Regions from separate parts of the Mus musculus genome. Here all the other regions are linked to region 1. Evidence: chromatin loops called from intact Hi-C (ENCODE). Cell type or tissue: heart. All regions are shown on one strand. Region 1 has its middle 41 kb from the start of Pfkp. Region 2 overlaps Pfkp (phosphofructokinase, platelet). Region 3 holds the start of Gm35730 (a long non-coding RNA gene).

Region 1 (2,500 bases):
GGTCCCCGTGTCTGCACAGAGGCCGAGGACAACAGGTTCTCAGGGTCCTGGACACCACAGACACAGCTGAGTGCTGTGGAAGAGCTGAGAATGGAGTGGAGGCCCATGAGGCTGGCTCTAGCCTGGAGCCGAAGGGAAAGGGGCAGGAAGAGAGCATCTGGCTGGTTCTCATAGGGAGGAGTGTGTCTGACTTCCTCGGTGGGCTAGCTTGATGGAGATTATGGAGACCGTGGCTAAGAGCGCAGAGAAACTTCCTGCAGGAGGTTAGATGTAGCTCTTTAGAGGAAACCTGCTCCATTGCTCCAACACGATGGATCCCGATGAGAAGAGACAGTCCATGGTTTTAGGGCATTTATTGTGATGGAGTAGCGGCAGAGAAAGGGAGAGAGTAGAGAAATAGAGCCTGGTGTCTGGGGGTGTGGGAAACACCTTCTGTCCCTTGCAGGAACACTGCTGGGTCTCAGGGTTTTAAGCCTAGCTCAACAGAAAACAGGCTGCCTTTCACGGTTCCACAACACCCCTGACCCCCAGCACACAGCACAGGTGGGCCATAGACACCTGTTTGCTGTACCTTGCTTGGATAGCACCTCAGTGCTGACCCTGGTGGTGGACAACACAGGTGAGCCAGCTCCAAGGGTAAGAGTATGGGAAATGTGACCCCACGGCTCACCTGCCTTAAGGTGACCTGGGTGCAGAGTGGGGGAGGGTTCTGGTGATGACTCCCTTCCCTTACCCCACTGTGCACCTCACCACCTGAGGCAGTAGGGAGAACTGGCCCCAGGGTCATGAGAGCTGGCAAGTTGACACTGACTCTCGCTGCCTGCAGCACTTAGGAGAACAGGCCCTGAACCTTGCTTGAGTAGCACAGAAGAGCTAGCCCTAATGGAGGGGACATAGGTAAGGTGGCCCCAAGAGCAAGAGTACTGGAGAGCTAGCCCCACCACTCATCTGGTGTGAGGTTGCATGGGTACAGGGGGCAAGCTCTCCCCTCTCCCCTGGCCAACTGCAGTAGTTGGGAGAGCTAGCCTTGGGCTCACCAGAGCAGACCCTTCCCCCCCCCCCTCACTGGCTATAGCAATCTAGAGAGTGAGCCGTGCACCTCGTCTGGACCAAACAGTGGAGCTGGCTCTGATGGGAAAGGCTTAGGTGATCCAGCCCTGAGAATGTTAAGAGTGGGAGAGCTGGGCCAATTCATCACAATCTGCAGCACTTAGGAGAGTGGGCCCCCACATCTTGATTGGGCAGCACAGTGGAGTGGGTGCTGGAGGTGTGGGTGCAGGTGCGAGGGCCCTGAGGACATGAGAGCTGACCTCCAGCAGATGGCAGCACTGAGTGGCCTAGCTGGAGCACGTGCTGAAGAGCTTAGTGGTGCAGGTGAGGGAGAGCCTACATGCTGACCAGCTAAGCTACCACCCAGGCCCAAATCCAGGGCTCTGAATTGACTTACCCCCAAATCTATATCATCTCCGAATGGTTGGGATGCACGAAAGGGCCAGTCCTGGTGTCAAAAGCTGCAGGATCTTCATGACACAAAGCAACAACCGGAAGGATAACCAGAAGGAGTCCCCATGAAGATCCAACTTTGATGGTGTCATAGAAGCCATAGACCAAAGACTCATTGCAATGACCATTTGCAAGTGAAGAATTGTGGACAGAGCAATACACTGTAGCACTCACTGTGCTGTACGACAGCTTCCACGATGAGATGTTTTCTCTGGTTTGTGTTGTTGTCGCTGTTGTTGTGTGTTATTTTGATGGAGAGCTTCAAGGGTGAGGGGTGGATATGAGCAGATGGGGAGAGAAGAGGGACTGGGGTGCATGATGTGAAACTCACAAAGAATCAATAAAAAGATTTTTAAATAAATAAATAAATAAATAAATAGTTTTGTTTTGATTCTCCTGTATTTTCCTTGTTGGGTAGTGAACACATGCACTTTGCCACTGAGCTACCTCCCCAGCTTAGGCCATAACTTGTTAAGAGTAACAAGTTAGTTATACTCTTTTTAAGTTCTTCTTACATGTGCAAAAGTACATTGTATTGAAATAGACAAAAGCCAAATTACTTACGGAGGACTCGTAAATACATACAGTTGTGGGAAGTAATGGGTTTGGCGGAGAATTATCCTCATATATTTATTTCTTTCAATTCTTTCCATAGGAGACCCAGCATGTTTTTAAGAGCCGCTTAAAGGGCCATGCCAGTTATGCATTTAGTAGGAGTCTGGGGCCATCGTGTGGTCCTATTGAAGAATGCAAGGGCCGGATGCTTCTAAGTCTATTAAAGAAAAAAAGACAGGCTAGAAGTTTTAAGCAATCAGTAAGCGTACTTGCCTAAAGACTGCAAAACAGCCAATCATACAGAGAGATGGAGTGCTTCTCAAGTATTACTATACATACACAAGGATATGCTGCTAATGGAATTGTATTTAAAGACAGAGAGAAAAGTTTGGGATTGGGACTTATAATTTGCTCAACAGAAATCTGGGACCACTAACCACAG
Region 2 (2,500 bases), 55 kb after region 1:
AGAATTGGAGAGAATGGTGGGCTCAGAGGAACTTGGCTGAGAGCCCAGTTTTGCTTTCCATCCTGAGGCTAAAGGCTCCATCCGTGCTGGGCGTGGCTCTTATTATATTACTTGTTCCTTCTCTCCTGCTGGGCCTTTGACCCTGAGCTAAGATGATGCAAGAGCCTTCAACTGTTACACCACGGGGCAGGCCACGAAAGCCAGTTCTCAGTTTCCAAAAACTGTTACCTCAGTGGAAAGTAGATGTGAGCTTCCGGCCTTTTCATGCTAACACATTGTCCACTGCTGCTCTTTAAAGTGTGGAACCCTGGTCTCTCCTGAGGATGGACGGAGATTTGCAGGAGGTTGGCTTGTCTTACTTTCTCTTCTAATAAAAATGGTATGACTTGTTTTGTACTTAGGACTTTTTTGTAAAGTCACACCGATGGCCAGGGATGAAATACATAGTTATTCAGCTTCTCCTCAAGCCACAGCCCCATTGCCCCCTTCGTTATTAACTTCTTTGAATCTGGCCGTCAATATCTGCCCTCTGTTTTCCTTAGTGTCTGTCTGGAGTTGCTTAACATTCTGTACTGCAGAGCAGGCATCCGCCATCCTAGCACTCAGGAGACAAAGGAGCTGCAAGCTTTATTCAGCCTCCAGCTAGTCTCAAGAAAGTTGATGAGTGATATTCTGAACTTAAAATATCCCAGGCTCTTTTTCAATGTGAGCCCCACCCTCCGATGAACCCCAATATGCTGGGTAACTTGGTTTCCAGGTTTGTATTCACTCTACTAATCCTTGAGGTATGTGTCATAGTCACAGGCCACGAGGAAACAGGGAGCATAGGCAGTTCCGCAGTTTACCTAGGACTAGGTGAACTAGGGCCTCAAGCTCTACTGACAACTGCTTCTGTTCCTTCCACAGGCATGAATGCTGCTGTCCGCGCTGTGGTGCGCATGGGAATCTACACGGGGGCCAAAGTGTACTTTATATATGAGGTCAGTGCTTGCTTCCCATTTGGCGTTTTCTCTAACTCAGGAATTTGCACCACCCACTTGCTCACAGCCCTGGTCTCTCTCTTGCTGCCTCCTCCTTTGGCTGAGCCTCAGAAGTGACAGGGAGAAGGAGATAAGACAGCACAAAAGTCAGGCTGGGATCAACTTCCTGGTCTTGATTCCCGGGTCAATGATTCTGAGGATGTCAGCTTGTGAGTGGATTTCAAAGACTAGTGCCAGAAACGGAAAGACGTCCCTTTTGTGCTTTCTGTCATTAATGTGAAGCTGACACCACACCCTAGCACCTGCTCATGTCTTGGCTTCACAGTGAAGAATCTGGGTTAATGGAATTTTATTAGTGCACAAATAAATGATGTCATGAGTTTGCCTGGAAGTGGATACAACTGCAACTGGAAATCCTCATGTTAAGTGAAATAAACTAGCCTCAGAAAGATGAACAAATTTGTTCTCCTGCAGATCTTAGATTTTAAGTGTGTGCGTGTGATATGAAACTAGAAAGACATCTAAAGGCATAGAACAGGAAAGGGAGAAGGTGACAAAATGTCTGTGACATGAGGACCGCAGAGATATGTTGGGGGAGGGGTGGTAGCAAGAGGGGTTAAGAGGACTCTGGGGAGAGGAAGGGAATGAATGAGGAGAAATATGTAGGGAAGTGCCACAATGAATCCATTATCTCTAGTACTAACACACACTGAAACTAAGTAACAGTTACTGGCCACCCTGAACTGCTCCATGTCTCCTGGGCTTGTGGTCCTGGCTGCTTAGGAAATACGGAGCACCCGAGAAGGAACCAACGTGTACCGAGTCGCTCTATCTCCAGAACTATATATAAGGAGCAGGATTTTATTTTTATATCTGTAAACTGGAGCCCAAAAAGGAAGAGAACTATTTTTTTTTAAACAATCAGTTCAAGGCCGGGGAGATGGCTCTGTGGGGTAAGAGCTTGCCACACAAGTAACAGGACCCAAATGTGATTTCACAGAAGTCTTGTAGAAGCCACTGTGGTCACACCCATCTATAATCCCTTTAGTACTGTGACAAGGTAGGAGGGCAGAGAGACAGGGGAATTGCCCTAGAAGCAAAAGGGGTAGTGCCCCATCAAATTGATGTGTAAGATTCCTATGTCACTCGTCCATTTAGGTTACTCCTCACTACTTAAAAACTGTCTAAACACTTTCAGGTCTACGTTACTACTTAAAATTCTGTTTTAGATCTGTGCCTTGGTCCACAGATGATGGCATCAATCGGCTAAAAGCCATGACCATTGTGATAGATACCTCTAGCTGCAGAAGCATTTTTTGAAAGCCCCTCCAACCCTAACTCTGAACCCCATGGCTCCCGAGTGATGACATCAGATGCCTGCAGGCAGGTGTCTCATTGCTGGTATACTCATGCGACTTCTCTTTTGTAAAACGACTGCACCGTGTGTTTATCATTTGCTTGGTAGAGGTTTCCTCGACCCTTGTGTTTTAATTTGCTTTTCAGACTCTGTGGCTGCGTGC
Region 3 (2,500 bases), 63 kb after region 1:
AGCCAGGCCCTACCCAAGGCTGGCTTTGGTTTCAGACTGTCTAGACATTTAATATTGTCAAATTGCAAAAGAGGATGGGTTCTCTCCCTGATTTGGCCATCTCCATTGTCACTCCCAGTGAGGCTGAGTGAGTTCCCGTTGAGAATTTTGGTGTCACAATCAGCCATTGGCTGTAGATTTGATGGTTATCTTGGTAGAAGGCTGACCCGTCTTCTTCCTGCTGTGGCTGTTAGGTTTATAGCTTTCCTGAAGTTGTGCACTGTTAGCTTTGACTTAAGGAAATCTAATAATGCCAAAGGACTAAATAAATGAAGTTAGTGTGCTAGTGGTTTGCTCAAGCTCCAAGTACAGGACCTTGCCATGTTCTAGTCTATTTTAGAGCTGTCCCAGCTTTACCAAGGACAAATTCTATGGCTTCTTTATAGGAATTTTCCATTAAGCAGTTGAATCCACGGAGTACATTTTTTATGGGTGGCTGTGACATTTTTTACTTTAGTTCAGAGCCCTTGGGGGAGAGGTGACCAGAGCCCTCCAGGTCGAGAAGGAAACACTATATACTCAGGTTCTATATGAGCCTTTCCTGTGGGTAAAATCAAGCCAAGATCCTGAATTTGAAAAACCACTGGTAACCCATGTGATGATTCATGCATACAATTCCGTCAGTCAGGAAGCTGAAGCAGGAGGATTCCAGTGAATGCAAGGCTAACCTGGCCTCGAGACAAGTCTGGGTATAGAGTGAGATTGTGTCTTGGAAATAAAAGGGGATGAGGCTGGAGAGATGGCCCAGTATTTGCTTGTATGAACATGACTTCAGGGCTGATCACACGGTTTTGGATAACCAATTTGGGGACGACTATGTCTTCTAATCTCAGAATTTCTTAGTAGCTTATAGTTCTGTGTATAGGGTTGAGGTCCTATTGGTTTCTCTCTTTTATGTTTGCATGTCCATTGAAATCACATACACACGAGCAATGCAGAGGCTGAGTAGGATATATTTATATTTAGGAGCATGTATTTACACACACACACACACACACACACACACTTAGAGGTTATGAATTTGAGAGAGAGAGAGCAATAGGAAGGAAGGGTTGTAGAGAAGTCAGGAAGGAGGAAAATGATGAATTTCTTTTTGATAGTTGTCAGGATTTCTCTATATAACAGCCCTGGCTATCCTTGAGCTTGCTTTGTAGACCAGCTTGCCCCAAACTCATGGAGATCGGCCATCTATGCCTCCCAAGTGCGGGGACTAAAGACATGTGCCACCACACCTGGCTTGAGATAATAATTTAATATATGTTTAGAGTAAAAAAAAAATGCTTACAGCTTTTAGAAAGGTCTGTAGTTCAGTTTCTAGTACTAATTCAGTAGGTTCACAACTGCTTATAACTTCCTACTGCTGGGCATGTGATGCCCTCTTCTGGCTTCTAAGGGCACCGATACCCACACAATTGAAAATAAAACAAAATCTTCAAAATAAAGTAAGACCAAAACCAAAACCACTGACATAGAGAACTTATGCTGTTTTTGTCTTTATTTTTCTTTGTGAGCAGCTAGTTTTGAATAATGTTTTTTTTTTTTGGTTTTGTTTGTTTGTTTGTTTGTTTTTTTGGTTTTTGGTTTTTTGGTTGTTTTTTGTTTTTTGTTTTTTGTTTTTTTTTGCTAATATAAATACATGACTATAAAACTAGATAACCCTTCAGAATCTCTCATGCCTGGCCTCAAGTGTTTTCTCTAGCACAAAAATAATCAGGAATTTACATTGAGACAGCATCCCAAAGATGAGAATAAACTGGTCATAGATCTATTCGACAAAACACAGGAAGGAAAAGGCCTGATTTAACATGAGATGGTAATCTTCCACTTGCTCCTTTCACTTGGGGGTGGGGGGAGATCATTTTGAACACTCCCTTTGAGTGGGCTAGGTCTTACTTTGTTTATAGTGGTGTCAACACATGACTAAGCATAGTAGCCACCAGGACCTTTAAATACAGCTCTAGCAGAGTCAGTTGGGAGCCACTGATGCCCAACCTGGCCCTGCTCAGTATATTCCAGAGCCTGCAGCCCACGTTTCCATGGGAGTGAAAGGTCTAACAGGAGAACTTCTGGTGGAAGATGGGTGTGATAGGGCCACTCAGGGTTCCATAGCCTCTGAAGTGCTGTAAACAAAACCTGTAGTAATCTTTCTTCGGTTAAAAAAAAAGTATGCTTTTCAAAGGCTCAGCGGTATGTTTTTCTTAGGTGAGTCATCCAACTGGCTTTGAAGGCAAGACTATAAAATGGAATTTTAGAAAAAATGTGTTGGCTACATTACATGTTTAGTCTTTTGCTTCACTAGAGAAAGAAACTGATCTCACTTTCTGCATGATAATGAGATAGGGCAAAATTAGTTCTCCTAACTTGGTAATTTCTTCCTTTTAGTCAAAGGCGGTTTAAAGCTGTGGGGGGCAGGTATCTTTCCTAAGTGGTGCGAACACAAAGACTTCACAGTTAAAGACCA

The links. Peaks named below come from ENCODE experiments on the same cell type or tissue, not always from the same donor. Only the 100,000 strongest peaks of a DNase experiment are listed, where the experiment ranks them.
Region 2: a loop joins it to region 1, with 2.1 times the contacts of the local background. A loop is called at or near these places in 10 of 42 quality-filtered maps.
Region 3: a loop joins it to region 1, with 8 times the contacts of the local background. A loop is called at or near these places in 10 of 42 quality-filtered maps.

The regions. Positions count from the first base shown.
Region 1 is chr13:6,688,972-6,691,471 of GRCm38, reverse strand. No RefSeq gene overlaps it. Among named protein-coding and RNA genes, the nearest start is that of Pfkp, 41 kb to the right of the region's middle. In heart, CTCF peaks have their summits at 1,317 (motif pointing right) and 2,250; no DNase peak of the experiment used is centred here.
Region 2 is chr13:6,634,405-6,636,904 of GRCm38, reverse strand. It overlaps Pfkp (phosphofructokinase, platelet), which reads left to right. Exons shown (of 22, transcript NM_019703.4): 2 at 907-980. The region is part of intron 1 of Gm35730 (a long non-coding RNA gene); the gene reads right to left. Among named protein-coding and RNA genes, the nearest start is that of Gm35730, 7.9 kb to the right of the region's middle. In heart, no CTCF peak of the experiment used is centred here; a DNase peak (open chromatin) is centred at 974; H3K27ac peaks cover 1,963 bases.
Region 3 is chr13:6,626,466-6,628,965 of GRCm38, reverse strand. All of the region lies in intron 2 of Pfkp (phosphofructokinase, platelet), which reads left to right. It overlaps Gm35730 (a long non-coding RNA gene), which reads right to left and starts at 1,188. Exons shown (of 3, transcript XR_382032.3): 1 at 1-1,188. In heart, a CTCF peak has its summit at 1,423 (motif pointing left); no DNase peak of the experiment used is centred here.